Regions from separate parts of the Homo sapiens genome. Here all the other regions are linked to region 1. The links are chromatin loops, found by intact Hi-C in ENCODE. Cell type or tissue: PC-3. All regions are shown on one strand. Links, peaks and the distances in the headings refer to the core of each region. The heading gives the core; the rest is flanking DNA.

The links. Hi-C counts contacts between places; a loop is a spot of excess contacts. Peaks named below come from ENCODE experiments on the same cell type or tissue, not always from the same donor. Only the 100,000 strongest peaks of a DNase experiment are listed, where the experiment ranks them.
Region 2: it touches region 1 in a loop (4-fold over the local background); 1 of 110 quality-filtered maps calls a loop at or near these places.
Region 3: a loop joins it to region 1, with 3 times the contacts of the local background. A loop is called at or near these places in 1 of 110 quality-filtered maps.

What each region holds. Positions count from the first base shown.
Region 1 is chr7:3,758,307-3,768,608 of GRCh38, forward strand. The region is part of intron 4 of SDK1 (sidekick cell adhesion molecule 1); the gene reads left to right. Among named protein-coding and RNA genes, the nearest start is that of SDK1-AS1, 410 kb to the left of the region's middle. In PC-3, for the core only: a CTCF peak has its summit at 3,921; a DNase peak (open chromatin) is centred at 3,625; H3K4me3 peaks cover 937 bases; H3K27ac peaks cover 1,947 bases.
Region 2 is chr7:3,691,408-3,701,709 of GRCh38, forward strand. All of the region lies in intron 4 of SDK1 (sidekick cell adhesion molecule 1), which reads left to right. Among named protein-coding and RNA genes, the nearest start is that of SDK1-AS1, 340 kb to the left of the region's middle. In PC-3, for the core only: a CTCF peak has its summit at 4,407 (motif pointing right); no DNase peak of the experiment used is centred there.
Region 3 is chr7:3,829,139-3,839,440 of GRCh38, forward strand. All of the region lies in intron 5 of SDK1 (sidekick cell adhesion molecule 1), which reads left to right. Among named protein-coding and RNA genes, the nearest start is that of SDK1-AS1, 480 kb to the left of the region's middle. In PC-3, for the core only: no CTCF peak of the experiment used is centred there; a DNase peak (open chromatin) is centred at 6,183; H3K27ac peaks cover 378 bases.

The DNA of each region.
Region 1 (10,302 bases), core at 2,220-6,219:
ATTTCCCTCATTCTTCCTACATTTGTTTTTTGGAATTTTTCTGTAAAGGAAATCTGTCCCATCTCCCATTTATATATTCAATCATTTATTTATATCATTTTGGATATATGAATATTTATGTTATTCTCTGGGTTATAATCTTCTATTTAGGTTGGTGCAAAAATAATGGTAGTTTTTGTCATTAACACTAATGCGAAACTGTAATTATTTTTGTACCAACCTAATAGATTTAATTTGTAGGTCAAATGGCTCCTACTGTGGCCTTGAGAGCTTTCTCCAGTTGGCCACTGTGTTTGTTTGACGTGCTCTTATCTTTTTCTTTTCTTGGCACTTACTCTGCACTGTGAGATCCTCCAGCCTTGTTCTGTGTGTCACCTGCACCCGCCCAGAGTCAGCCATTTCTTTAAGAACCCTGGTGCCTTTTATGGGGAAATAGGATTAGAAACCAAGACTGAAGCATGGAGTGTGCTTGTAGCCCCTGTGCTGTCACATCCTCTAGGCCTCTCAGTGGACCCAGCTAGGAAACAGGTATATGTATTCCAACCCATGTATACACACAAGTCTCTGTTCCTGTCTGTATCCATCTGTATCTATTTAAAAATAACCGTGAGTTTCTACAAGTATTTCTGAGTCTAATCCAGTACCATGGGGTTCATTCTGTTTTCCTCCCTTGGTTACTTGTAATTTATTTCTCTGACAGGGAGAAACCTGACTCGCATTATCCACAGTTTATTTAGGTGTTCAATGGTAGCATTTGTGTAAACTACCCTTAGGATTGCTGACGTGTATCCTGCGAGAAACAAATTTACCAACCAAAATACAGGCTTTACCTATGGCTCATTTTTCCTTTATCCTGCAATAATCAGTCAAATCACTGTTTCCCAAGGGGTTTGGATCATAATTCTGAAAGAAATGCTGTAAAATGCTGTACTTTCTGAAGTCTAAATCCCAAAAGATCAATCTCTAAATAGAAAGTGGGAATGTTTAATAGGGAATGCTCATGTTGGTGGCTATTGAATCATAGAAACATTTTTAAAAGAGCAGTGCTATATAGAAAATAAATGTGTATGTATTTTCTGAGGAGAGCCATGTCCTATAAGAAAAAAAGTAGCTGTGCATCCTGATGCATGACTTTAAAGTATTAGTTAATGATGGTGAAAGCCAGCGACTGTGGACTGTCTCCCTGCAGTTACCCATAATCTGTCCTTGAAATACGCTTTTATCATATGTTGAATTTTCTTTTTAGTTTTCTCTGTTTTTTCTTTTTAAATTTTTTTCATTATTATTATTATTATTATTATTATTATTTGGAGGCGGAATTTTGCTCTTGTCGCCCAGGCTGGAGTGCAGCCTTAGCTCATTGCAACCTCCACCTCCCGGGTTCAGGCGATTCTTCTGCCTCAGCCTCCTGAGTAGCTGGGACTACAGGGGCATGCCACCATGCCTGGCTAATTTTTTGTATTTTTAGCAGAGACGGGGTTTCACCATGTTGGCCAGGCTGGTCTCGAACTCCTGACCTCAGGTGATCCACCCACCTGGGCCTCCCAAAGTGCTGGGATTACAGGTGTGAGCCACTGTGCCCAGGCTTTTCCCCATTATTTTAAGTTGTCCGCATTCTTTTGTTTTACAATTTGCTGTGCTATATATTTCCTTTTCCCATCATTTCCAATACTGGGGGTATAAATTTTGTAGAGACCTTGAGAGGGCTCTGATTTGTTTTATGTATTTTTTTTTCAAATTTGACTGCACAAAAGAGCATTATCATAACGTTGACTGTTTACGCATTGTGCATGTTTGTAAAAACATGGAAAATTCCTCCATAAATAAAGAGATGTCTTTTTTGCATATCTGCATTTGTGAAAGATAAAATTTCTCGAGGTCTCGGCCATTTGGGTGGCTGCATATACAGTGATGATCCAGTGCAGTTTTTGATCAATTTCAACAGAAGACTCAGGTTGTCCGTCATGGTATTTCAGATGACCACAGTTACAAAGCTGGGTGCACACAATTACCAACCACAGCAATGTGCATGCATACATTCCCCTTGTTGACCTGTTACCTGTTTCTTTCTGAATACAGTTTGCTCATAGCTCTTATTCTTGTGTGACTGTCATTAGTATACCTGAATGTTTATCCTTGCAAAAAATGTATGTTATTATTGTTCATTTTATTGCACAAAGTGACCTATGAAGTGTTCGGTCACGTTTTTATGTTTGCCAAATAAATCTCTTTTTGTACATGTAAATAAATGTCTTTTAAGGAATTAAAACATTTTCCTCAGAATAATAGTTTTGGAATAATTTTGATCTTTCAGGATTGTGATTTGGGGGACTTTTAGACTTCAGGGATTTTGATCTTTTGGGATTTCTGCATTTGGATGTGGTGTTTGGGATTGTGTCTTTTGGGATGATAACCGGCTCCTGGCAACCACTGATCTGTTTCTGACTTTTCCGTTTTTGCCTTTCTCAGTAGGCAATATCATTAGGATCATACGGCACGTAGCCATCTGGGTGTTTAACTTAGCAGAAAGCATTTAAGATCTATTTATGCTGTTGTGTGAATCAACAGTTCATTCCTTTTAACGCTGAGTAGTGAAGTATTTCATTGTCTGGAATGTATCACAATTTGTTGAACTCTTCATCTGTTGAAGAATGTTTTGGTTGTTGGGATGGTTATGAATTAAGCTGCTATGAGCATTTGCCTACATGTAATTTTTTGGGAACTTACATTTTCAATTCACTTGAGTTAGATACGTAGGAGTGGGTCAGATAAGTATGTGTGTAATTTTTATGTAAAGATTTGTAAATATTTTGTGAATCTGTAACAGAATGAGTAGCACTTTTTCCAGGTGAGCGTGTGGATTGCCAAGTTGCATAGAGCTTTTTAAGTTGACTGATTTTTTTCTAATTTCATTGAAAAATCCAGTAGTTTTTTTTTTATCAAGCCCCCCCTCCTTTTTTTTTTTTTTTTTTTTGCTCTTGCTGATGATCTATTTAGTTATTAGGTGGCAACTCATGTCAACAAGTGAATTCACATGCCATTTCATCTTTTCTTGCCTTAACACGGTGAAACCCCATCTCTACTAAAAATACAAAAACTTAGCCAGGCGTGGTGGTGGGCACCTGTAGTCCCAGTTACTCGGAAGGCTGAGGCAGGAGAATGGCCTGAACCCGGGAGGCGGAGCTTGCAGTGAGCCGAGATCATGCCACTGCACTCCAGCCTGGGCGACAGAGTGAGACTCCATCTCAAAAAAAAAAAAAATAATAATAATAGGCCTAATCATTGTACAAGGATGAAGGTAGGGAAAAAAAGAAATAGGAAGAAGCAAAGGCAGAAAACATCTAGGATGCTGGAGCGCAGAGAACACAGGAATGACTCAGGAGTTTTGATACAAGTTTGATTAGAGAAAATATGCAAGTACTGCAGTGACTAAGTAGCAGATTATAGTTATGAAATCATGCAGGACAGGAACGCTGAGGTTAAATACAAACTGACAACAAAAATCATAAGAATAATATGTAAAAGCAAGTATGAAGCCTTTGTATTTGCTTGCGACTTGCAGTTTGAATAGCAAAATGATCTTTCACATCAGGCTCAGTGTGTTAAATCCAGCCTTAGGCAAGAATAAGCAAATATTGTTTCCATATGACAAGCCTTTAGCTGCTAGTGAAATGCTTTCTTTGTAGTGAACTGTAGGCACAAACTATCAGCAGATGACTGTGTATCTGAGCATATCTTTAACCACAGTTAGCTACAAATTATTTATAGAGGTTAAATAAATGTTTACACTGAATGATTCAGGAATGAGCACATAACAGCGGTTTGGGGGATTATATTTCTGCTATTGAAATCTAAATACTCCTACAACAATCCTTTCAGCTTAGATCCGTGGTTTCTAGTTGAGGAAGCAGTACCTCCTATGGGACATTCTGGGTCTCCTATGGGACGTACTGGGTGTTCTGTGGGCATTTTTGGTGGTCCTGATGATGGCATTTGTGGAGAGGACAGAAAACAGACTGCACCTGCTGCAGCGCTTGGATAGTCCTGCAGGATGAAGGGCGGCTCTGCGCCCTCATAGATCTCCTGCACGACCCTCTAGATGTTTACGTAGGTAAAAGCAAAAAACAACAACAAAAAACTAGTACTTCATTTTTCTTAAACATGCATGGTATTTTTGTGGTATTTTTAACTTTCACCGATACTTGCTGCAAATGCAATTACTGAGTAAATTGAGGGAAAATTGTGCTTTGGTTGGTTGGGTACTTTTAGCGATAGCCATTCTCCATTTCAGCAATGCCCTTGTGGTGTTTGAGCGGCCAGTGCAACACCTGTGAATCAGTCTTCATTTGTAGCTGTGGCATGCAAATATTTAACAGAGGGGATGTAACATTCACTGTAATAGACTTAAAACCAAATATGTTTTAATTAGATGAAGACCATGAAGTGTGAAGAGACCACTGACTTTTACTAATAGTTTTTAAAAAATCACTGTCATTTATGTAGTTTTTGTTTCCGTAGTATGACAGTATGAATATGTTATAAAATCACACATTTAAATGATTGATTTTTGAGGTTGCCTACAGGTTTTTAGTCTTATGCTGATGTGTGCACAAGTCTACAACATAACTGTGTTCTAGCCTCCTGGTTCTTTCCCTCTTAAGCATCAGAGACTGGATCTTTTGCTTGGCACGTGATAGGAATTCAAGATAGGAGAGTAATTTTCTGGGATCCTTTTTCAGTACCCTATCCTGTGTCAACATAGGACATTATTTTGACACTTCACTTAAAAATAAGCCTCCTTATTCCTGAGAAAGCCATAAATTTCTTTTTCTTTAATAATGAGTAATTTGTCTTGGATAAACTGTCTTTAATAAATTTTTTTGTCTTGTCATTTACAAATAAGCATAGTCTTATTTTTTCTAATCTTAGTACTTTTGATTGTTTAATATTTCAGTTTTTAAAATCAAGGCATAACTTACATGTAGCAAAATACAGAAGTCTTAAGCATACAACTCGATCATTTTTTTCAACATTTTATTATAAACATTTTCATACGTACAGAAAAGCCAAAAGAATTGTAAAGTGAACATCCATATACTCACCACCTAGATTCTGCAACGAACATTTTGCTATATTTACTTCATCGCATCTATACATCTTCATGTCCCTCCATTCTTCCACCAGTCCATCTTATTTGATACATTTCAAAGCTGCAGGCATCAGTACACGTTGCCCCTAAACACTTCACCATGCATATCATTAGAGTTTCATGTGTTTACTTGTTAAGCTAAAATTTGCACACAATAAAATGGATAAATATTAAACATAAAATATTGAACATAAAACACATATTTTTATTATTCCTTTCACATGAGATTCATAGATGCCAGAATAACAGTTACCTTTTTAGGGGTGGTGGTAAGAATGCAAATATTTTATATCTCTATCTAGGTGGTGTTTTCATGAGTGTATAGTTTAAAATTCATTCATGACATATTCATACATTAGAATAGTATTTACTGATAATAAGCAACAAACTAACATATAAATGCTCCTCACATGATTTTACGAATGTATGCATCCGTGTCCTATAAGTCCATTAAGGTATGAAATATCACTGCCACTGTTACCTCAGACAGTTCTCTCATGCCCCTTCCCAGTCAAACCTAACCCTAACCCAAAAGGAAACCACAATTTTGAAAATTTTTGCCATAGAAAATACAGCCTTGGTATGGGGATTTGTGGATGGTCTGGAAACCCTTCAGGGGACCCTGGGGGTCAAAGCTATGAGTAGTATTGTTATAATACTCGTATTTTTATAATTCTACTTTGGCATTTTCCCTTTTCTATCTCATTCTGTTGTGAATGGGGATTTTCAGATGCTACAGTAATTTCTTGCATTGTAATATTTTTGCTCCTAGGTTCTGTATTTAAGGGAGATTGATGAGCTGAGGAAAGAATGAATGCTTTAAAACTTGATCTAAGGCGGTATTCTCCATCCTACTGGACAAAATACCCCCCTTTTTTACAACAAATATTTAATCATGGCCCTATTATTCTCCTGCGATGCAATTCATAGATTAAAATAACCATCCTAGGCCGGGCACAGTGACTCATGCCTGTAATCCCAACACTTTGGGAGGCCGAGGCGGGTGGATCACCTGAGCTCAGGAGTTCGAGACCAGCCTGACCAACATGGTGAAATCCCGCCTCTACTAATAATACAAAAATTAGCTGGGCATGGTGGCCCTTGTAATCCCAGCTAATTGGGAGGCTGAGGCAAGAGAATTGCTGGAATCCGAGAAGCAGAGGTTGCAGCGAGCAGGGATTGCGCCACCGCACTCTAGCCTGGGCGACAGAGTGAGACTCTGTCTCAAAAAATAAAAAAATCTAAAAAAAAATAATCATCCTAAACATACAATTTAAAAAAAATCAATATAATATTCTAGCTTTGATATAAAGGAGACATAAAAGTAATTCATAATGAATATGTATTTTAATATGTAAATTGAATTCAGAAACAGATAGGAAAATCCAGCTGTCTTTTATTAAGCTAAACATTAAAGGCATTTTTAAAAATAAAAAGTGCCATACTTTTACTTTGTTTTGGAAAGTATTATTTTTCATAAAACATGTTATATAGTCTAATATGTAAGGTTTATTGTCATTTTTAATGAATTATGAATCTCAAGTATCTCAGTATAAAATGTAATATGGTAAGTGTACATATATAACAACATAAAACAAAACTTTTTGGTTTTCTTTTAATAATTATAGTTTTTAAACTGTATAAGGATACTGAGAGCAAAAAATTTGAGAATCACTGGTTTAGCTTGTACTAGAACAATATAAGTGAATTATATAGTGTGTGGCTTTAAAAAAAAATCTAGTGCTTATTTTACTCAGGATAATGTTTCTGAGATGCATCCATATATTAGTAGTTTGTTCCTTATTATCAATAAACAGTATTCCATTGTATGAATATACCACCAATGAATTTTAAAATATATGCCCATGAAAATACCATCCAGATAGGGAAATACAGTATTTGCATCCTTACCACCTTGCCCCTAAAGGTGACTGTTATTCTCCATCTAAGAATCTCACATGCAAGGAAACAGAGTTTGTTCTTTTATGTCTGACTTCCTTGGCTCAACGTTATGCTTGTAAGATTCACCTGCGCTGTGGTGAATGGTTTGTTTTCTTTCCTTTTAACGCTAGTTCTCGTTGTAGTGTCCACCTGTATCTGTGCTCTTTTGTTCTCCTGTATTTTCACATGGAATAGCTTTTAATCTTCTACTATTTCTACATCCAGACATACTCATTATACGAAGGTGGAAGTATCTAACAACTTCATTATGCTTTCAGTGTAGTCAGCCATCAGAATTTACATATTGAAATGCAAAGTCATTATGAATTGCCTTCTTTGGTTTCTCCTTTACATCACTGTTAGGGCATTATATTGATTTTTTTTAAAAATTCTATGTAAAAGGCTGGCTGTTTTATCTGGATTCTATTTCAGGGGATTAAAGGAGGCATTATTAAATATTAGCTGTTAAAAAGCAAGGGAATATTGAGTCCAGCAGGATTCAGACTACCTCCTTAGATCATGTTTTAGAGTATTTATTCCCTTCTGATGTCACCATCCTCCATGAGATACAGAACCTAGGAGCAATAACATTGTAATACAAAGAATTGATCACTTGCTTCACAAGAACATGCTTTTAATAAGTGTATCATTTATTTTACAAATGGCGTTTTCCCAAGAGATGACATTTCTGGCCGGTTGACCAAAATTTTTGGTGATGAGTAGAAACTTCATGTTTGAGGATTGACATCTTGAATTTTTTGTGCAAAATTTGAATATTAATTTATAGAGGACATTATTCTTATCTCCACAGTATCTCATTTGCATTAGTTAATATTAAATAAGTAAAGTAGTTGTCCATTTTTCTCAGTCTTAACACTTTCTAAATTCATGCCTCAAGAAGTTCTTTTATTCCAAGAAAATGATCCAAACGTTATTAATTGCAAAGTGTACTCACTTATTTTTCACTTCGGGGAAAAAAGCAGAATGATAACTAAAAATGAGGTCTCTGAAGTTAGACTACCTTGATTTTTAATCCAGCTCCCCTACACCAGTCACTTCCTTGTATGCCTCAGTTTTCTTATCTAGCAAATGGGGTAATTGTACCTACTTAATACTACTAAGTGTACCTGGTTAATATGGTTTTTGTAGTTATTAGAGGGAATAATATAACGTGAGATACTTAGAGCAGTACTTTTAGTAAGGATTTAGTAAATAAGCTTTAGTAAGGACATGCAAGATCTGTAAAGAATAGCTTTTGGTTATTATGGGCTATTATGACTTCAGAAATAATAAATATAAAGCTAATATTAATACTAGCTGTTACAACTTTAGAAATAGGAACAAATGATGAGATTAGGGCTTGTTCCTTTGAATTTTTTGGAATTAGTTTTCTTAGCAGTCAACAAGTATATATGGACTATTAGATGTGGATACTTTGGAATTAAAGATATAAATGAGTAATTAATACTCCTTAGAGTGAGCTCATGGCATTGTCACTTTAACAATATGCCCAAAAGTGGTTCTATTTAAATTCCACACAAGAGAAGTAGCAATGTTATATAGAGCATTGGGTTTTCGTAGCTATTTGGATTTGGAAATTAGGAGCATATTAGTAATCTTAGTAGGACAAGCCAGAGGAATGAAGAGCTAGGAAGGAAGTAGGGATTGTGTATCCAGCTGGGAGAAGTTTGAATGAGCATGGAATAGAATGGGCATCTTGGAGGAGATCCTTCTCTAAGGCATCTAGAGGAGAAGGCAGTGAACTTCACACACTGGAGGGCTGACTCCTGGAGGTGACTATGGAGGGAGGGGTGGGCCCTCAGGTAGAGTCAGAAGACCACTCGTGGCTGCAGAGGGACACTTGGACTCTGGGACTGCCTTTGGTGAGTTGACCCAGGGACTAAGGGGAGAAAGTTTGAAATTGTGTCTAAGGGGATTGAGCAAAGCAGCCTGGGAATGTGTAAAAAAGAACACACAAATAAACAAAAAAGTGCCGAGTGGTCCTGAAAGCCCACGGGATGAGACAGTTTACAGTGTGAGAACATGGTAAGGCTTTTAAAAAAATTGTTTTTTCTCTTTCATATTTTTCTTGTAATTGCTTATTTTAACACAAAATGAAATTCATGATAGCTAACACTTACATAGGCTTACTCTATGCCAGGCACTGATCTGGTGTAAATACTTTACATGTGCCAGCTCATTCCATTCTCCCACTAATTTTCAGAGCTAGGTAATATCCTTCTCATCACTTTACAGATGAAGAAACAGAAGCACTGAGACATGAGGTAATGTAGTTAGGAGGGGAAAATAGAATCTGAACCCAGGCTGTCTGAATCCCAAGTCTGTGTTCTTAATTATCTAATGATGGTATTTTGCCTCAAAAAACAAACAAACAAAAAACAACTTAGGAATCATTTGGAAGGAAACAAAAAAAATAGCACAACAAAGTATTATGCAGGTCATTGATTATCATAAAATGACTGTCTCCCAAAGCAAGGAGAGATGATTATTGAACACTTACTTTGAGCCAGTTACTATCTTAAGCCATTTACTTTACCATCCCCATTTTAATCCTCATAACTCTAATACGTAGGTGCTGTTACTTTCATCCCTGTTCACACATGTGGAAAGCAGCAGGGCATTAATCTTTCTAAGGCCACACAGCCAATAAGAGGCAAAAGCATGGCACAATCCCAGGCTCTTGATTGTCTTAGGGATGGTCATTAACGTGCCATTTATTATTCTGGTTGGTAGTTTAGCAACCAGCTTTCTAATTGCATTTACTATTCTCTTTAAAGCAGCGTTGAATATAATAGACTGCAACCATACTTCTCCTCTACCACCTAAGTTGCAACAGAAAAACTGTTGCTTTGAAGGATGTGCAAGAGCATAGACATGGCCCGCATAAAGCAGAGTGTGAAGGTCCCCAAAACTCAAGGACAGTATTGTCATGGATAAATACAGCCGATTGAGCATGCTGATGAAATGTTGCATTATCATCTTGAACCTTAAACTTTAAGGAAAATAAATAAAAATCAGTAACTTCAAAGAGCATTTCATTAAATAGACAAGTCTTTATTATTAAGCCCTCAGCATTTCTCAGCTCAGCAGCAGTTCCTGAGACTGTGTCTGATAATCTGAATGGATAGTGCAGGCATGTGCTTTACATTTGGAATGTCTTAGAATTGCTTCTTGGAAGCTCCAGTGCCACC
Region 2 (10,302 bases), core at 2,290-6,289, 67 kb before region 1:
AAAAGAGTTGCATTGAAGAAACAACTGGAGTCCAAGTAGCACTTTGCTTCCGTTACAGGACTTGGAGCATGTTATAAATGGCTCAAAAAGTAGGATACTCTCTCCCCTTTTCAGGGATCTGTATAAGGAGGCAGTCATATTCAAAATACAAAGTAGAAGATAAATGTTTTCTGCCGGCATGATATTTTAAAAGGAAAAATATGATTATCTACCATGATGCATTGTGAACTGATATTATTGATTTTTCCTCTTGTGACCTTGGTTGCACAGCACCAACACAAACACACACCCCTTGCTGGAAGGTCTAGTTTCAGGTGTGAATGCGTAGAAGTCAGAGATTTAAAAAATAGGGGGCTTGTAGTATTTGTTTTTGCCTTAATTAAGAGTTAATACTTGGCTTATCTACTTACTCATTCAGACAGCGTGGGTTGAAAATGTATTATAAGGCAGGTAATGTGAGGCAATGGGGGTGTCTTTAAGAAGGTAATAGCTTATCTGAGCCTTTTATCCTGCAGGATTCACTATGACCTTGCTTTTCCACTCCCCTCCCGCTGGGTCTTTCAGTCTGTCCCCCTTTATTTTTGCTTACTCATTCATGAGTATTCATTAAACTCCTACAATGTACCAGGCACTCAGAATATAGCTGTGAGCAAGACGGTTATGCTTCCTACTCTCATTTAGCTTATAATTGAGTTGGAAGACAGACATTAAGTAAATACTTATATTAATAATTTTATTGTAATTATGATTTCTGTTCAGAGACCCAACATAATTTCAAGTTTCCATTTTTTCTTAAAAAATTCTTTCTGATTCTAAAACTTTATAGACAACTAAGAAAAAAATAGGAATAAATCAGGAAAAAGTAACCTAAGATATCCCACCAGCCCAAAATAACTTGTTACTATTTAAAATGCTTTTTCTTGCACTTTTCTTTAGTGTGTATATGTGTGTGTCTGTGTGTGTGCACCTGTGCCCATGTGTATTTAGAATTTGGGATCATACTATATAGTTAGTTTTGCTATTCTCTTTAAATGATCATTAAACAGAGAGGATTTCTTATATTACATATTTTTCAATAACATATTTTAAGCTTGTTGAATAATTTGTATTTTAGTTATGTAGCATAAATTATTTGTTTATTTGGGTACATTTCAGTTATGTCCTTCAATTTTTGTGCTTATTTAAACTGATGTGATAAAAATATAAACTCTTGGCTACATGTTTTATTTAGTCTACTAGATAATCTAGAATTGGAATTACTTGGTCAAAGGGTATAAATATTTTTGAGGTGATTCATATATTTTATGAAACATTATAGAATATTTATACTCTTTGATCTATTCAATGTAATATACAATATGAAACATTCCCCTGTATTCTAGAATCGCATCGATTTATACATGCCTTCAAGTGGTATTTGTGTCGAGTTTACGTATCCTTGGCACCATCGAGTATTGCACTGGCAAATACATTTCTATTTTAATTATATATTAATATGATAGATAAAGGTAGCATCTTGGTAATTTAATATTTTCATTTATATATCATCCAGTAGTATTTCACGTGTGTACCTGTAATATTTGCCAGTTTTCTGTTGAGATGATAGCCTTTTTTACAAAATAAATGAACATATTTTAGACATATAATAAAATTTTAGATGCCATATTATATATTAATATGACTTAATATCTTATGTAATAGTGTAGACATATTTCTTAACGATATTAATAATTTTTGTTTTTTTACAAATAAAATGTTGTATACTCATTTATAATGCTACTTTGAGACTGTGTGGTTATATAAACACCAAATTTTTTTCTTCATTATCTCTGTTCTTTTGTAAACCTGTTTTTCTTTTACTAATTTCCCTTTTTGCATAAAAATGTCGTAATATTCATTATTCCAAATCCCTCTCGTTATTTGGTTTGTATTGTTTCATAGTGTTACTTCCTCATTCTTTGGACCAGTTTCAAAATCACAATGGACAGTTCAAAAAACATGTTAAGGATTTTGATTCGAATTACATTAAAAGTATAAATCGGTTTGAGGAGAACTGACATCTTTACAACATTGCCCCATTTCCTCCAGAAGTATTATCTGTCCGTCAGCTGATCCATGCTTTTCTTTGTATCTTCCTGTGACCTTTGATATGTTTTTTTCATAGATGCCATGTTTTTTGTGTGGCTAGATATTTTATATTTTTGTTGCTATTATGAATAGTTTCTTTTTATTGTTTTTTTCTGGCTATAATTGTTATCTTTCTCTCTTGGAGATCATCATCAACTAAGTGCAAGATAGTGACAGGAGGTCTAGTTTCACATCCCTGGAGTATCTGGGAATCTATTGTTATAGCCTCTAGATTCTGGCACTGGCCTATAATTTTTACCAGCCTAATCTCTGCTATCCCCTAGCTATGTATACTGAAGCTGCAGTGAACACCTGGTCCCCGCAGCCATCTCATTTTCTCCTTCCTGCACATTTGTCTCTGCCTTGACCCTGACCTCTGCCCCAGGACTGTGTCCATGCTCTGACACTCAGCTGCATGCTGCCTTGCTCCCTCACTCGTCCCACCTGCATGTGACTGACTCTTCCTCCAGACCTTTGTGGCATTTTGTTTGTATCTTTCTTGGGAGTATTTGTCATAGTTCACCTTTTATGATTTATGATTATACCTGTCTTGCCCAAAAGTGTGCCCGATTGGAAGGCAAATTGTAAAAGACTAAGCACTGTGACAATGGGAAAGTAATTTAGATTGCTCTTTGCCTCAGTCTCCAAACTCGTATAGGAATACTAAGTTGTGCCCTGCCCACTGCATAAGACTTCGTGAAAGCTCTTTGAGATGTGAGAAAGGCGAATCTAAGAGATGGCCACCGGGAGGTCACTTCCCCTCCTAGGTTGGGCAGTGCATGAAGGCAAGGCCTGGCTTTCACAGTACTTCATGCAGGTTTCATTTAGCTCAACACCCTCCTCTCATAGACACTCACAGTTAGATTGAATCAGAGGGTGGCCACGCTTGGCAAGCGGGGAATAGCAGCCAAGTTGTAGTGGACTTGGCCGTGTACAGAGAAGGATGGATTCCAGGTAGTGAAATTAGAAATTACACCTCAGTCGGGGACCTCTGGTTACCTCTGGCACTTACATTGGTCTGGAAAGAATGTATTTATGTTGGTGGGGGGGGAAAAGCATATGAAATTGAGACAGTAGGTGATCCAGTGGATGTTCTAAGACATTCCCTGGAAAACAATGCCACTGTCTTGGTGTGTCTGATGTTCTGGGGAACATTTGAAAAACATCCGTCTCTGGGCCACATCTCGAGTTTCTGATTCCATAGTTTGAGCCCAGGAACCTACGTTTTTACAAACATCCCTGGTAATTCCTATCGTAAGTTTGTGAACCATTGCACTAGAACAGGATTCTTAATAGTGACATGCAGGCCTTACTGAAAATGATTTGTTCTGTGGAATGAGAAGCTAACAAACACACGTACAAACACACAAGCACATTTCCTAGAATAGGCATTTCTGTTCTGTAGAATTTCTTCAAGTGTCTTCTTATTGATCTACCAAACATGAAAATATTTCCAGGATAGAAATGCTTTCCCAGAAAGCAGGTATAAAGGTGTTTCATTGGGAAACATATTAGAGACTCTACATATTAGAGACTAACAGTTGTTATGATGTGAATTTTTTCTGTATTACTACATAAGTCACTCTTTCTTAATTGCTAAAAATATTTATCAGTACCTGATCACAGAATTCTTACAAGACAGCATGGTCTACTTACACTAGGCGCCTCACACAGCAAATTAAATAAGTATTTCCGTCTAAGAATTTGCATCCTAAACACTTGCAGGAGGATAGGAAATGGATTCTGTCATTATAATAGGATTTAATTATTCCTTTCCATGATTTTAAATATTATGCCAAATAGATGCTCATCGTAGTATACAAGTGCTGAAGAATATGAGTAGATTAAAATCACTCATAATCCTGTTTTCTATAGGCACCCATAAGCATTTTCTCATGTCTTCTCTTTCTCTTACATATGTTTTTTGTTATGGAGTTCCTACTTGATAAGCTGCTTTGTAAAGATTTTAAAATTCAGATTATATCATAGGTGTTTTCATTTATCAAAAACTTCGTTAAATGTCCTTTTAATGGGTGCATAATAGTTTATTATATTGGAGGTACCATACTTTGATATGAATATCCTTGCAGTCAGAACTATAAAACATGGAGAATTACATTGTTAGTGCATTAAGCATTTCAACTCAACACAGTTAATTGAGACATTTATATCATGTGTACATTTTCCTTATAACATGCACTTATTATTCCGGTGACATAAATCTTCAGAAGTAAACAGAGAAGGCAACCGCTAGACGTAGCCTGTATGTGCAGTAGAGGGCAGAGGAAGACCAGCAGTGTAATCACCTGGAAGTCATCACCCAAATTACCTTATTTCATTCTGCAGTGATGACACAATCAAAGCTAATGAGCAATTTTACTTTTCACTTATTTCGGGTTTTGCAGCATTTGGAGTTGCTGACGCTCATTGGCTTCCTGGCATCTTCTTTTTTGCTTTCCTCCCACCGTTCTTCCCTGTTTCCTCCTTCGTTCCTCTCAGCCTCTTCTCCGCGTTCCGGTTTTCCCACTTGTCCCTTGTTCTTATGCAATACTTGATCCTCTTCTCACTCTAAACTGTCTCCTGGCTGATTTCCTCTTGCTCCCATGTCTTTAACTTCCTCCTAGAGATGATGTCCTGCCAACTTAAATCTTATTGCCACTCTCTCCACTGTGAGACTCCCCTAAGCTCCCACCACTCACTGTGGTCCTTGTTCAGATCCATGCTCCACTGTGTGATCTTGGTCATCCTCCACTCCTTGGATCCCCCAATCACGTGATCTCTGCTTGTACACATTGCACCGTATATGTTTGCTGTGCCCTGACGTCCAAGGGACACGTTGCATATGTGGAGAGCAGTGGCAAGGAATGATTGATTGCTTGATTGACCAGTAACTGATTGGATCACTAACTGATAGGCATGAAAACTCCTCCCTCACTAATTCCTATATAATCCTCATCTGAGCCCAGGATTTGGTGATGGTGCTCTGTAATATGTAGTCCAACTTTCTCTTTCTCACAGAGCTTACATTTCTCTGTGTTTGTGTGTGTGTGTGTGTGTGTGTGTGTGTTGTTACCTACATTTAAGGTTACTCAAAAAGCAGCAATAATTGTATCTTATGTAATTATTGTCTAAATTTCTAATCCTTTGGTGCCGATTTCTGAAACAATGTTAACAAAAGTAATCAAAGGATGAAATAATATATATTTAATTATTTTTGAGTTGTGTCAGTTCTTATATTAAATAGTGTATTGAATTTAGGGACTAAAATGTAATTATAACAAAGCAATTCACTCTAAGAACATTTGATTGTTTATAATACTGTAGGGTGTCTAACAGTAGATAGGAGACCTCTGATATTTACCATAGAAGTTCCTTTAAAAAAAAAAACTCATAAGTAATACGGTTTATGGAAAAATTCATCTTGTTTATGGAATGGTAGTGCGAAATAGAACTTGTATTTTAGAAATGCTTTAAAGATCTTGAATGAGATATACTCTCTCAGGTTCTTAAACATAAGAATCAGAATATGAAAGGCATGTTTTATTTTCTAGATTTTCCTTCTCTCGCCATTTGACTAATTCTTACAGTAAAAGTAGGGGAAGTGAATGAAGTGAACATCAATGATCCCATGCTAGGTTTGTTTATCTTACTTTTGGAAAACAATGATAATGATTCTGTGTAGGGCTGTGGTTTTTAAATTGCTTGTCTGCTAATTATAAGAAAAGCCAAGATATTGAAATTTGTGTAGTGCTAATTACTCATCCCTTTCTTTCCCGCTGCAATTTACAGTGTGTCTTCAGGGTGTCAGTCACTGATTTGGAGCTTCTGCCTCTGCTTCTTCTCAGCAATTAGGTCTCATCTTCAACTAATGGAATTGAGTGACGTTTAGCTAGTAATATGGGGAATCTGTCTTCAGCTCTGCTTCATTAGAAGTTGGTGCGAGGCCTTGAAAAAGGTTTCCTGTTTGTTGCTAAGACAATGTGATTTGAACTTACTCTAATACCCCTTTTTTTGAGTCATTTTTGTCTCACTGTCTTCTTACTGCTTGCCCCACATGATTCTTTGACCATCTTCATCCCCAAATCTGAATTTTGCCTTAAGCAAGATGTGCAAAAAGTACTTGGTTTTACTTCTAAAGCTGATGTGGTTTATAACTTACTCATTTCCTCTCCCCACTTCACTCCTACAGTAGGTTTTGCTGCTTTTATTGTTGTCACCAGTATTTCTATGTGGTAATGATCCTTGAATCTTATTTTGCTGATCATCAATCTGTGGAAGAGAAAGACTGTTAAAAGAGGCCTCTTAACTCGCACTTTCAGAAAGATGGAATTAGATGGACTTTTCCCTTTTTGTCCTGAGTACAGCTAAAAACTGTGAACATTATATGAAAAGCATAGGAAGATACTGAACAGTGGAGAGAAGAAGGCAGACAGACTGAGGACCTTGAGACCTGATGAATGGCACAGTGCTGGCATCTCTGAGCTTTCCGTTTCTCTCATTTAGCTTGCACTGGGTGTTGAGAAGCTAACAGTCCAGTTGCCAGTGGGCACAGACAAGAAAAGCACCCCCAAACCCTCCCCTTCCTCCCAAAGGACCACAAAGGAGGCAGCTTAGAATGACAGAAAACTTTTGGACAATAACCACTCTGCTATAGCCAAATACTACCGAAGAAAACTGTGGCCATATTCACAAACCCCCAAGCAAAGGCTGAGCAGGGAGCTTAGACTTTCAGCGTGACCCCCATCAGAATGGTAAGAAAGAAGGATGGGTGTGGGGCCAAGGCTTGTGTCTCCTCGGTGTGGTCACGCGTTCCCTCTCACGGTATTGGAGAGAGCACCTGAGGCGCCTGAACTTCCACCTTACCTGGTGCTGTCAGGGTGTCCCTTGTCCTCCCCACTGGGGTGATATCAGAAGAGGCCTAGTGGAGAATCAGGATTTTCCCATCTTCTCAGTGGTGACAAGGGCCCTCCTCACTCAGAGCGTCAGTGGAGGCGTATAAGGAGCAGTCACAGAACCCTCTGCACCTCTATCTCAGCTCAGGCTGCTATAGTAAAACACCACAAATACTGGGGCTTAGACAGCGGACGTCTATTTCCTCACAGTTCTGGAGGCTAAAAGTTCAAGGTCAAGGTGCTGGCCAGCTCATTTCTTGGTGAGGGCTTTCTTCCTGGCTTGTAAACAACCACCTTCTCGCTGTGTCCTCACATGGCAGGTAGAGAGAGAGAACAAACTCTCTGGTGTCTCTTCTTATAAGGGAACCAGTTTCATCATAAGTGCCCTGTGCTCATAACCTCATCTAACCCTAATTAGTTCCCAAATGTCCTATCTCTAAATGCCATCTCATTAGAGTTTAAGGCTTCAAAATACGAATCAGTTGGGGAGGACACAAAGGATCAGTCTATAATAACCTCCTACCCAGGAGAGACATCAGCAGAGAGGCCCAGGGGACGCTGGAGCTTTCACCCAAACCTGGGAGGAACAAGGAATCAACTTCCCACTCCCAGGTGTCAAGAGAGGCCAAGTGGGGCTCCTGGATGTCCACCTGCCACCTGGCAGAAATGAAGGGCGGCACTTCTCTTGGATTCCTACTAGTGCAGTGTCAGAAGAGGCCTGATAAAATAGAAGGCTAAAGTAACATACACAATCTCATAACATGATATCCCCTAATGTCCAGGTTTCTAGTGAAAATCATTGATCATAACAAGAACCAAGAATATCTCAACTTGAATGAGGAAAGACAAGAAACACCCACAACAAGATGATACAGATGTTAGAGATGTCCGACCAGCATTTTAAAGCCAGTCATAAAAATGCAATCAATGAGGAATTACAAACATGCTGGAAATAGAAAGAAAAAAGAGGCCATTTCATCAAAGCAATCGAAAGTCTCAGCAAAGAAATAGAAGAGATAATAGAGTACTGAATGGAAATTTTAGAACTAGAAAATTTAATAAATTCAATTAATCTTGATGATGTACTCAACAGCAGAATGGAGAGGACAGGGAAAAGAATCCGTGAACTTGAAGATAAAAAAAATAGAAAATACTTGATCTGAACAACAGAGAAAACAGACTAAACAAACAAACCTCAGAGCCTCAGAGATTTCTGGGACTACAATAAAAGATTTCATGTTTGTATAGTCAGTATCCAAGAAGAAGAGAAAGAGGGTAGAGTTGAAGAATTATTCAAAGAAATAATGGTTAAAGATTTCCTGAATATGGCATTTTAAAATATGGCAAATTCGTTGAAGAATTGTTCAAAGAAATAATGGTTAAAGATTTCCTGAATATGGCATTTTAAAACACATAACCTTTCAAGAAGCCGAGAGAATCCCAAGATCAAAGAAATGCACATCAAGAAACATAGTAGTTAAACTTCTAGAACTAAGGACAAAGAAAAAAAATTCTAAATGCAGCCAGAGAAAACAGTACCTGACATATAGGGGGAAACAATTTGAATGTCATCAGATGATCTCTCATCAGAAATTGTAGTGACCACAAGAAGGTGGCAAACATTTTTCACTTACTGAAAGACAAGAACTGTCAACTGCTAATTTTAAAGCTGGTGAAACTATCCTTCAGGAATGAAGGGGAAATTCAGACATTCTCAAATGAAGGGAAAACTAAAGGAATGTGTTTCTATAATACCTACCCTTAAAGAACAGGTAAAGGAAGCACTCCATAAACGATTTTTTATTTTTATTAAGATGAGAGTTATCTTGGGACATCAAGAAAGAAAAAAGAACAGAAAAAGCAGAAATATAGATAAATAGACTTTTCTTTTCCTTTTGAGTTGTCTAAATTATGTTTGTTGGTTGATGTAAAAAGTATAACATTGTCAAATGTAGTTCACAGTGATATAGAGGAGATGTTTATGACAGTCATACTTGGTGTAGGATAAGGGACTTAAAGAATGGTAAGGTTTTTATACTTAAACTGGTAAACGTTGATACTAACACACCATAAGCCTTGTGGATATAATGCAATAATTAAAGCAACCACTAAAAAGCTATCCAGAGAGACACAAAAATGCCATAGGTATGTCAAAATAGAATTTCAATAAAATGTTCAAGTAACAGAAAAGCAAAAAAGAAATCAGGGAAACAAGAAAACAGAGAACACCCACAACAAACAAACAAAAATGGTGAACTTAAGCCCCAGAATGCCCATAATTATAGTAAGTGTAAATGGTTTAAATACACCAATGAAAATGTAGAGACAATAGAGAAAAGTCGATTCATCTATACTTTTGCACTTTTTGTTCTTTCTTCTTTCCTTCCAGATGACCCCAAATACCTCCCACCTTTTTTCCCCTTATTTCTATTTTTTTGGTGTGCTTCCGTCAGCTATTCCTTAAAGGTGGGTATTATAGGAACCCATTCTCTTAGTTTTTCTTCACTGATAGGAGATTGGTAGAGTAAAGAAAAAAAATGTGGAGAGCGGACATCTTGTGGCTGTGTCGTGCGCGTGAGCCCCATAGGGCTGGGGAGGAACCAGTTGCCGCGCAGGGAGGAGGCTGAGGCTATCTACGTAGAAAATTCCAAGGAATCTATTTAAAAAAAACTCAGAATAAGTTCAGTAAGATCAACATACAAAAATCAATCACATTTCTATACAGTAGCAGTAAGCGTGGAAATTGACAGAGAATACAATACTGTTTAAAATTGCTTTAAAAAACACTTAGGTATAAATCCAACAGAACATATACAGCACTTGATGTTGAAAACTACAAAATACCGATGACAGAAATCAAAGTGCTAAATTTGTGGCCAACATGCCGTGTTCAACATGTCCATGTCTATAAAAAGTGGACTATGTGTCTATAAAAAGTGAATTTTTCCCAAATTGATGTATAGGTTTAATGTAATTCATATCAAAATCGTAGCAAGACTTTGTGTAGGTACAGAAAAGATTGTTCTAGTTGGGAGTGGTAGCACGTGCCTGTAGTCCCAGCTACTTGGGACCGTGGGGCAGGTGGATTGCTTGATTCCAGGATTTGGGGTTGTAGTGAGCTATGATCGTGCTACAGTGCCCTAGCTTGGGTGATAGAGCGAGACCCTGTCTCAAAAAAACCCAAAAATATAAAAGATTATTCTAAAATTTATGTGGTTAAGCAAAGGAGCTGGAATAGGTGAACAGTTTTGGAAAAGACGGATAAGGTACAAAGGATCACTCT
Region 3 (10,302 bases), core at 3,963-7,962, 73 kb after region 1:
AATAGTAAAACATTAAACTATACCAGAAATTATGTTCTTTTTAGTCCTTCAAATTTATGATGAAAAAATGGTAGATGTCAGCTTAAAATGTAAGAAAGATACACAGTTTTACAAAATTGTTTTAGGTGATCTAGGAACAACAACTGTTTGAAGCTATATGCAGATGTGATTATAAATCACACATGAGAGTACTGTTGATGACCCTCTAAGGGCATACAGAGAGGAGAAGGCCCTAACATGTCTTGAGACCTGACAGATATCGTCACGTATATTTTCCTTCTTAGATTCCACGACAGCCCTGTGAGTTAACAATCAACTCTGTTTCAAAGCTGAGGACACTGAGGCTCTAAGAGGTTAAATTATTGACCCAGATCACAAGAATAGTCAATGGGAAGTTTGAGGATTCAAGCCAAAGTTTATTTGTCCCCCTCCCAAAACCCTCGTTTCTCCAATGAAAGCAGAACAACATATACCATGGAGGCTGGGTGTGCTCTTGAGGTCAAAACGTGTCCAAGAGAGAAGCCCAAGGAGAAGGCAAAACTTGGGAGGAGGCCATCCAGCAGGAAGGCTCTCTGCGAAGAGCTCTGTGTGTGCAGACCTCAGAGGAGCTTGGTTTTGTTTTAAAAAAGGAAGTCTTCTGTTCTGATATCAAAACCACTCCCGATCAACATTCATTCCAGAGAACAGCAGTGTGCTGTGGCTCAGCAGCTTTGAGGCTGGCACCCTTTTGCAACCCCAGTGAGGCACGTTTGGGCGGACAGCAAACACAGGTTTGGCTCAAGGGTGCAGTGGGAGATGCACTGGAGTCAGTGCTTACTAATGGAGCATCAGAACAATAAGTCACAATTTCTGATAACAAAGTGGTTGTTTTGTTATCAGTAATGCATTAGACAGCACATAGGACATAAAGTAAGACATGATCTGTCCCAGTGGATTTATATGACTGATGTGCGTGATTACACTCCCTAATTCCCAGATATTGACATCGAACTGTTGTGGCAGATTTTGCACAGTGAGTAAACTTCACCCAGGGAGTAAGGCAAGCACTTGGAGAATTAATTCACCAAGCAGAACTGACCAGTTGGGTTCAGCAGACGGACGATGAGTATTCATTTACGTCTCCCAATTATGCTGCGATTATTGAAAGATACAAATTATTCAGTAGTGATTTGCCTAATCGGATTTTTTACAAACTCCTCCACATAGCTCATTGTTAGTAATTCCTCCAATCTACCTTCCCTTCTGTCCCCTTGTTAAATGTCTCAATTTAAATTATTATATTCAGATATTTAAGCATAAGAGTTCTTTAATTTTAGCAGTTTGGGGGCTAGAACTTAAAGTAACCCTAATTTTGTTTTGTTTTGTTTTGTTTTTGGAGACAGGGTCTTGCTCTGTCACCCAGGCTGGAGTGCAGTGGCACATTCATGGCTCACCACAGTCTCAACCTCCTGGGCTCAAGCGATCCTCCCACCCCAGCCTCCTGATTAGCTGGGACTGCAGGTGTACACCACCACACTTGGCTAATTTTTAAAAAATTTTTGTGGAGACAGGATCTGCCCATTGTTGCCCACGCTGGTCTTGAACTCGGGCTCAAACAGTCGTCCTGTCTCGGCCTCCCAAAGTGCTGGGATTACAAGAGTGAGCCACTGCACCTGGCCTAACAATTTTTACCTTTGATTTTGGAACCTAATTTCTTAGACTTAGCCAGCAGCGAATGCCTGATTTCAGTTTATAGGGAATTGAAGATAATTTCATTGTGGAATCATATTATGTAAACATAACATTTCAGAGTATGTAATATATTGAGAGTGACCCAAGATTATAACTTATGCATTTTCTTTCTAGCTCTTATCACTCTAGATGTATAGTCATTGAAGTACTTTGTCTACTCTCCTTGTCTCTGTAATTGATATGAAAGATAAGGAATTTTTGGAGGGCACAAACAAGGGGGATGGAAAATTGAATTTTTCCTGCAGTCATTTTACAATCTCTGACATACATCCATTACACAGCTTGTCTGGAAAAATCCTAAGCAAAGTGATGGTTATTGGCCGAGATGAGACCACATAGAACAAGTTGCTAGTTGTAAATGTACTTTTCTTAGAAAAACTGTATTTACTCAGTAGTTGAATACAGCGATGATTCTGGTGAATTTCCTGGGGTTCAGCTTTTAGTTACTTTCTAGACTAAATGGTTCTACTCGTACCTTCCCAGTATGATTTTTCCTTTTACGAATGAGTTCAGTATTCTGAAGCTGCTAATTAAGAAACACCTGTTTAATTTCCCTTCCTTCAGAATTCTTAAGGTTTTCAAAATCCAGATTGTGTGAGTTGCTAGGCTAAATTGTCTTTTCATATCTCCTCTTTCAGAAAAATGAAAATATATTATTTTCTGATTCAAAGGGAGCACCTAGAGTGGTACCAACCTCTTCAATCATAACATGGTATTTTTGCTGAGTGTAGGCCTGATATCCTATGGTTTAACTTCAGTTTCCAATTTTAAGGACAGAAAGATGTGATTTGGTTCAAAGCATAATGAAGGCTTATTGTAGTAATAGTAACAACAGCTGTTCATTGGATGTCTGCTGTATGCCCTGTATGTAAATATCGTATCTCATTAAAAAAAAAATTAATCACCCGGGCATGTTGACTCATGCCCAGTGCTTTGGGAGGCTGAGGCAGGAGCATTGCTCGAGCCCAGGAGTTCAAGACCAGTCTGGGCAACACAGGGAGACTCTGTCTTTAACAACAAAAACAAAAAAAACGTGCCAGGTGTGGTAGTGCATACCTGTGGCCCCAGCTGCTCAGAAGGGTGAGGTAGGAGGATCACTTGAGCCAGGGAGGTCAAGGCTGCAGTGAGCTGAGATCACACCACTGTACTCCAGCCTGGGCAACACAGCAAGACCCTGTCTCTTAAAATAATAATATAATAATCATAATAACCACCATTTAATCATCGTTTTTAATAAACAAGAGGCCATAAGGTCAGTATTATCCCCTTTTTGCAGATGAGGTAACAAATCAAAGCAACAAGTTACTTTCACTAATCTTATGCAGTTGATTACGTGGGTTAGTTTTGAACCCAGGTTTGTCTTTTCCCCAAAGAGACTTTCACCATTTTACTTATTGAGATGATTTATATCGCAGAACTGTTTTTGATTTTTAAAATCATGTTGTAATTTCTTAATCTGGCTGCTGCTGTAGTGAATGCAGCCTAACGATTGGTCACCTTTTGGTAGCAGTTCAACTCCACCTTTACCACTTAGTCATAATGTTTTATTACTGTTCATTGTAAACGATGTTCTTTTGGCTCTTGTAGAAGGCAATTACAGCAGGTAATTAAAATTGTAGTTCTTTACAATGTGTTTGAGAATATTAAATCAAGCCCACAGAAAATCAGGTAAAGTATCTGTTAAAGTGAAAGGCCACTTAACAATGCTGAAGACCATTAGCAAATCCAGAGTGCTATATTCCCTGCTTTTCCAAGAACACTTCGTATCTGAGATGTAAAGAAATGGAATTTATATCAGAAATAATAGGAACCAGAAATTTATCTGGAGATGTAGATTCTTTCTGTGTGTTCTAATTAGTGAGTTCTTCGCAATAGTCTCTCTCTCTGATTCTTTGTTATTTCAGGTAATTATTCTGCCTGCACCCCTTTACCTTTTATGATCTTGAAGAATACCCTGTTTAGCACAAAATTAGTTCCTTCCAATCTAGTATACCTCTATGTTTGGCTGAGAGGGTCTTAGGAAAGTATAAGAAAGCCTGTGACCTCTGCTTGTCAGTGTAAACTGTTATTTTGCCCAGGAATAACTAGCAAGTGTAGCTTTTTGAGACGGATACCAAAGATATTATTTTATGTAGTTTTAGAGCATCATAAAAATGTGAGCTGGGAATTCCCTAGCTCACCTCAGTATTAGGCCTGCATGACCATCTGGGAAGTGTGAAGGCTATAACGGTTTTGTGGTTTTTCTAGGGAGGAAGATACAAATGTCAAAACTGGAAGTGCGGAACTCTAGAGAAGCTCTTAAAAGAATGAAGGCTTTTCCATTTTAGTTCCTAAGTCGAACTTAAAGAGTAGGAGTCAGAGCTGACATAAGTCAGTAATGGCGAGCATCCGGCTGGCCCCGTGCGGTAGTTTGCTGTTTCACTGATGATGTATTTTGTTGAGGTGTGTCCCATCTGACATTAACGGCCATGTCTGGTATTAAATGCCCTTCTCTTTCTCCAACAGGATGTCACTCTGTGGTTCTATTAATTCAGACAGGGTTGAATTTCACAAAGGCTTGCTTTCATTTGGGAAAGTTTTCAGCACAAGTGTACTCCAGAATTCAAACTTCTTCCTTTCTAATCCTTAAAACATTGGGATGTAAAGAAATGGAATTTATATCAGATTTATATATATCAGAGACTTATATCCTCATTAGTCAGAATGATGTAGGAATAGAAACCATATGCATAGGTTGCCCTTTGGTGATTGGTTCATTTCCGAAAGCTTAAGGAGTTTCATACTTCGTTAGCCTACTCAAGAAAACTTCACTTGTCTTGAACTGAGAAAATGCCACATGCAAAAATGGTACCATCATATTTGAAAATGTATGAAGCGAATAGGCAGTATTCTGAGTCTTTTGTTTCTTTGTTCATTTTACTTACAGTGTTTGTAAAAACCATGACAGCATGTTCTTGATGAAAATCTAGGAAGCAGTTCTACTTGAACCCTAGCCTGGCATTAGATGACCTGGATCCTATTCACCTCTTCAGTTTGCACTTGAAGGATGGATATTAAGCCATGTTGCCCCCACTGGCCTCCATTTTGATTGGCTAGTGACCCTGCCATGTTACTACAGATTTTGAATATCATCTCAACCTGGAAGGATACTGAGGGATGCATATAAGAGTAAACTTATTATAGAGGGAAACAGCTGGCATACTGGCATCAGCCTACACCATTTTCAATGTCTATGTAGAAGAACCAAGGGAAGGGTTGAAGTATGATTTTCTTTGGCTTTTAGAGTCTCTGTCTCACTTCTGTCCCTAAGTGTATGATTCTCCCCAACTCCCTGCCCTTTAAACACTCAGACTACAGTTCTGCTATTCCGCTCAGAAAACGCTGAGCGTCTGATACTTATCAGGCATTACGCTTGATGCCGAGGACACTTGGTGAATATGACATGTGGTTCCTGCCTTCCCTGAGCTCACTTTTGCCAGGAGAGGCTGGCGCACCAGGAAATGACAGGAACACAGTGTGTTAAATGCCACACGAAAGGGAGTTGTGTAGAAGAAGCTTCCGAAGCACAGGCAAGGGAACGATGAATTCTGCTTCCGATGCTGGAACAGCTTTGTTAGCAGAACTCTGAAAATCTTTTCTTTCACGTATGGAGGGATGCACCAGCAGTGAGATGATTAGGAAAAGGGGGTTGGGGTAGAACAGCACTGTCTATGACCGGGAACTGCCATAACCACCGTCCTTTCATTTGCTCCCTTGTTATAAATATCAGTGCCCCCCAGGAAGACTCTGCATTTAATACAACCCCATTCCAAGAGAATCCTTATTGATAATTGTTTTTCATCACCCACTAGAACGTAAGTTCCGCGAGGATAGGGATTTTTGCTTATTTCCGCAAGCCACGGGAAGAGTGCATGACGAGTAATAAGGGCTCAGTAAATACTTGTCCAGTGAGTGCATGGAAGCCTGTGAAGTGAGGCCTTTTTACCCTCCCTTTCCTGGTCCCCTCTCCGTCCCTGGCATCTGAGGATGCTGCTCACCGGCTTGTTCTTCCTGTAGCTCCTTTTCTTTTGGTGTTTATTGCTCCTTTTGGCTCTCCTCGTCCCAAGATGTGAGGATTCTCCAGCCTTTAGTCCTTTGGTGCAATGTTTTCCTTTGTTTTTCTGCCTCTCCTTTTTCTCCTTGGAGATCGCACTCAAGACTCTTGAGACTTCACATATCACAGTTGATCAAATGTTATCTCTAGGCCTGAATAGCAGCCTGGGCATTCAATCTTTGGTAAGTATAAAGTAGGACAAGTGACTTGAAGGTCACTCTGACTCTAAAATTCTGATATCTTCTGATGTTTGAGCTTCTTTGTCTGACTTAGTAAGGTGCCCGAAGATAGAAGGCGTGTCCACATGCATTTCCTCAATTATCGACTCATGTTTCTTCTGTTTTATGACTGCATTTGACCTGCTGGTTGCGGGCGTCCCTCTTTGTCTCAGTCTTACTCATCAAATTAATCATGCTGCTTCTGGATACAGTGGCTAAACCTTGCCCTGTTGAACCTAATATCAGGGACAGTGTGCCGTGAGATGGGCTTTACTACGTTGCTGGACACTTTCACTTGGAAATTAAATTAACCTGCCTCCGTATACTTTCTATCCCAAAGCTATTTTTTCTCCTAAGTTCCCTAGGAAGTCCTCTCACCCCCCTTCTATGTTTTCAGCTCTTACCTATCCTATCCTGAACTCTTAGCATAAGTCCCTGCTTCTGGAAGAATATTCATCTCTCTGTCCATCTGTGCATTCAGAAATGCATTCATTAATTCATTGACTCAAGATGTATTTACTGAGTGTTCACTAAGCATTATAGGCATTGAGGATATCATGATTGAAGCAGACTGGTTTCTACTCTCAGAGCTTTTGTTGGTGGAATCAAAAGACAAACAAGCAATTTCAATATGGATTGGGATGTTCTAAGTCAGGGAATAGTAATTTTCCCACACATCCTGAGTTTCTGCCACTTACATTTTCAAACCTTTGCCTGTTTTAAAGACAGGATTGATAAAGACACAGTAAGGTCAAGACACACAAGATTGTAGGCTGAAGAAGTGCTTCCTTGGAAAGACTTCACAATAGCTCTTATTTATATGAGTATTGGTATAGGCTTATATAGAGAAAATATGGGAGATTTCTCAGAGATGGACTGTGTTATAAATAGAACAAATCAGTCAAATTACAGCTTTCAAGCCACAGGCCTCATTAGTCTCATGAGCAGGGCCCTTTGTGGGCAAACTGAATGAGCCACGTGGAATAACACTCGTGTTCATGTTTTGCAAGCTCAACATGTCAAACTGTAGTGTTAAAATGAGTTGCTTTACAAATGAGCTATAAATATTAGTTCTGCATCTCCAAGCCATTCAATATGCAATTGTGAAAACTGATATCCTTATAACTTATGTATAAGTCACATATATAACTTATACACATATACATAACTTCAATGTACGAGTGAGTAAAAAGTACGGCATTAGTCAGTTTGAGTTGCTGTACAAGATACCCATTCATTAATTCATTGACTCAAGATGTATTTACTGAGTGTTCACTAAGCATCATAGGCATTGAGGATATCATGATTGAGGCAGACTGGTTTCTACTATCAGAGCTTTGGTTGGTGGAAACAAAAGACAAACAAGCACTTTCAATATGGTTTGGGATGTTCTAAGGGAACATGTAGAAGCAACAGGCTAAGATTCAGAAACATTTCTCTCCAAATGGGAAGTTTTCTAACACAAACACCCAACTTAAGAACAAAGAGGCAACCTCTCATCCAAAAACATCTGCCCCTCACATTGCTTTCAATATGCAATACCTTAAAATTCCACAATGAGTATTTTCCCAAAACAAAGAATAGACCCTCCACAGGAAAACTCAAGTCTCTTCCTTAGGAGACTGGGTGACTTAAACAACAGATGTTCATTTTCTCAGTTCTGAAAACTGGAAGTCCAAGATGAAACCAGCTTTGCCAGCCAGGTTGGTGTCTCGTTGGGGCCTCCCTTCCTGGCTCTTAGAGAGCCACCTTTCCACTGATCCTCACGTGGCCTCTCTGGGCATTGGGGGTGCAGGAAGGGAGGCGAGCTTTAGAGAGCTCTGGTGTCTCTTCCGCTTCTTATAAGGACCCCTGTCCTCTTGTGTTAGAGACACCGCATGATCTCATTTAACCTGAGTCACTTCCTTAAGGGCCCTGTCTTCAAATACAGTCACAATACAGGTTAGGGCTTTAACATAGTAATTTTTTTACAGCTCAGTCCATAACGACTTACACATTTCTTATTCCTATTGCATTTTCTTTCCTAAAGTACAGTATTTCTCTAGATCAGAAGACCCGACTAGACATTTGTGGCCTGGATTTGCTCCTTGTGTTTTATTTAGCCCACACAATACCTTAAAAATACATGAGCCAATATTTAACAGCTGGGAGAACATTTTCCAGCTTCTCTTAAAATATGTGGCCATGCTAGGACCCCTTTCCCCAGTTTAAACAGTCTGTGCATTCTCCTAAGGAAGAGACTTGAGTTTTCCTGTGGAGGGCTCTATTCTTTGTTTTGGGAAAATACTCACTGTGGAATCTTAAGATATTGCATTTTGAAAGCAACTCTAGGGGCAGATGTTTTTGGATGAGAGGTTGCCTCTTCGTTCTTGAGGTAAGTTGGGTGTTTGTGTTAGAAAACTTCCCATTTGGAGAGAAATGTTTCTGAATCTTGGCCTGTTGCTTCTACATTAGCTGGCTCTGGAAGCATTTGAGGTATGACCCATGATCCAATAGGAGTTGCTGTGATGATGGAAATGTTCTCTATTTTTACATGGAGCTATTGAATACTTGAAATGTTACTGTTGTGACTGAGGAAGTGAATTTATAATTTAATTTAAACTTTTTTATTTTGGTAACCTCATGTGGCTGGATGCTACTGTATTGAGCAGGACAGTTTTATAAAAATGCATAGCATTTTGCATACAAAAGGGATTCCTAGTCAAACTGGCCACATGACCCATCATTGAGCTTTATTCGCTCCTGGAGTGATCTAACAGTGGTAAGAGCTTGTCCTGACCAGGAAGACTTGGACTCCCAGGTCCCCTTGAGAGCCCTTGCACATATGAGCAGGATACCTCCCTGTATTTTGTATACTGAAGATCCATGGTTGGGGAGCCCTGTGTGCTGGGAGACACTCCCTTAGCAAGTATAGCCGCTTAGTCATTTGCCAGGCTGTTGCATTGCATGCATTCATGGTCTATAGTAGTCTGTATTAATGAGACCCCGAAGAGATGGTTGGTACATAGCCTGCATGGCTGTACACAGCAATCCGGATTAATTCATCAGTTATGCCCGGTGCCAGGCACGGAAGTTAGGGAAGTCAAGGGTGAGATGGTCATCTAGATGGGTGACTAAAGCGAAAGTACCTGAGCCACGGTTGAGAGAAGCACAGTTTGCTCTGGAAAACCCAGCATGGGGCACCCAGACACATCAGTGGGAATTGGAAGGTTTCCCCTGAGAGACGATGTTTAACTGAGACCTAAAGGTTGAGTAAGAGGCAGTCAGCTGAGGCATTGGGAAGAGGTCATCCTGGCAAAGGGGAGCACAAGGCTGGAGTCAGCAGGTGCCTCTCTGTTCACAGACTTGCAGCTCACCTGCTACTGTAGATAGAAACAAAGCCCTGCTTGGCAGAGGGTGCAAACAGAACTGTCTATGACCAGCCTCTGGAAGTTCAGGGTTCCACATAAACACTGATGGTCCGGTGTTGCCAGCCCCCGTCCCTGAACACAGCGATCTGAGGGAGCTGATGGGATGCTGCTCTCAACTGGGGCATCACCTCATCCTGCTCAGGTCTCAGCAGTTCCAAGCTGTGTCCCTCACTAGGAGACCATGCAGTGGGTGTCGATCAAAATGTTTGCACTCTTGTCTTTCTTATAGTAGAGAAATCCTTTAATATAACCAAGTCTCTATCAAAAACAGGGAAATATAAGTTAGACAATGAAGGAGGAGAGTGTCTCTGACTGCCCCATCAAGTTATTGATGTTACCTATCTGCTCGGGCCCTGAAGGCATTCGTTTGGGCAGAGGCACGTCCTGTCTGCTCCCTACAAATAGATGGTGTTCATCTAGAGCAGGGATCTTCACGTCAGGCCTCAGTGACTCCAGGGGATATTCAGCAGTGGATGGTTCTCAGGGAATCCACATCCTCCATTTCCATGTGTACTCTTTCCTGGGATGGATCCGCCTGAGAACACGCCTGGGGTCTTCCCTCTCAGCTGTCCTTTCACGCTTGCTTTTCTCCCTCCTTGCAAGGGAAAGGCATTCCTCCCAGCAAACCCTCCTCTTCCTTGTTGCATTGCTCTGGCCTGTAGAACCCTTTGCTTTCCAGACAGAGGAGAATTTCAAACATTAGGGTCGGTATTGAGAAAGTGGATGGCTTTAATAAGTGGGTAAGAAATCCCCTTGCGAGCCAGAGAGCTTAGAATTCTTGGTTTTCAAGAGAATTGAAGGTGAACCCAATCAAGTTGTCAGCCAATAGATCATTAAAAATAATGTTTGA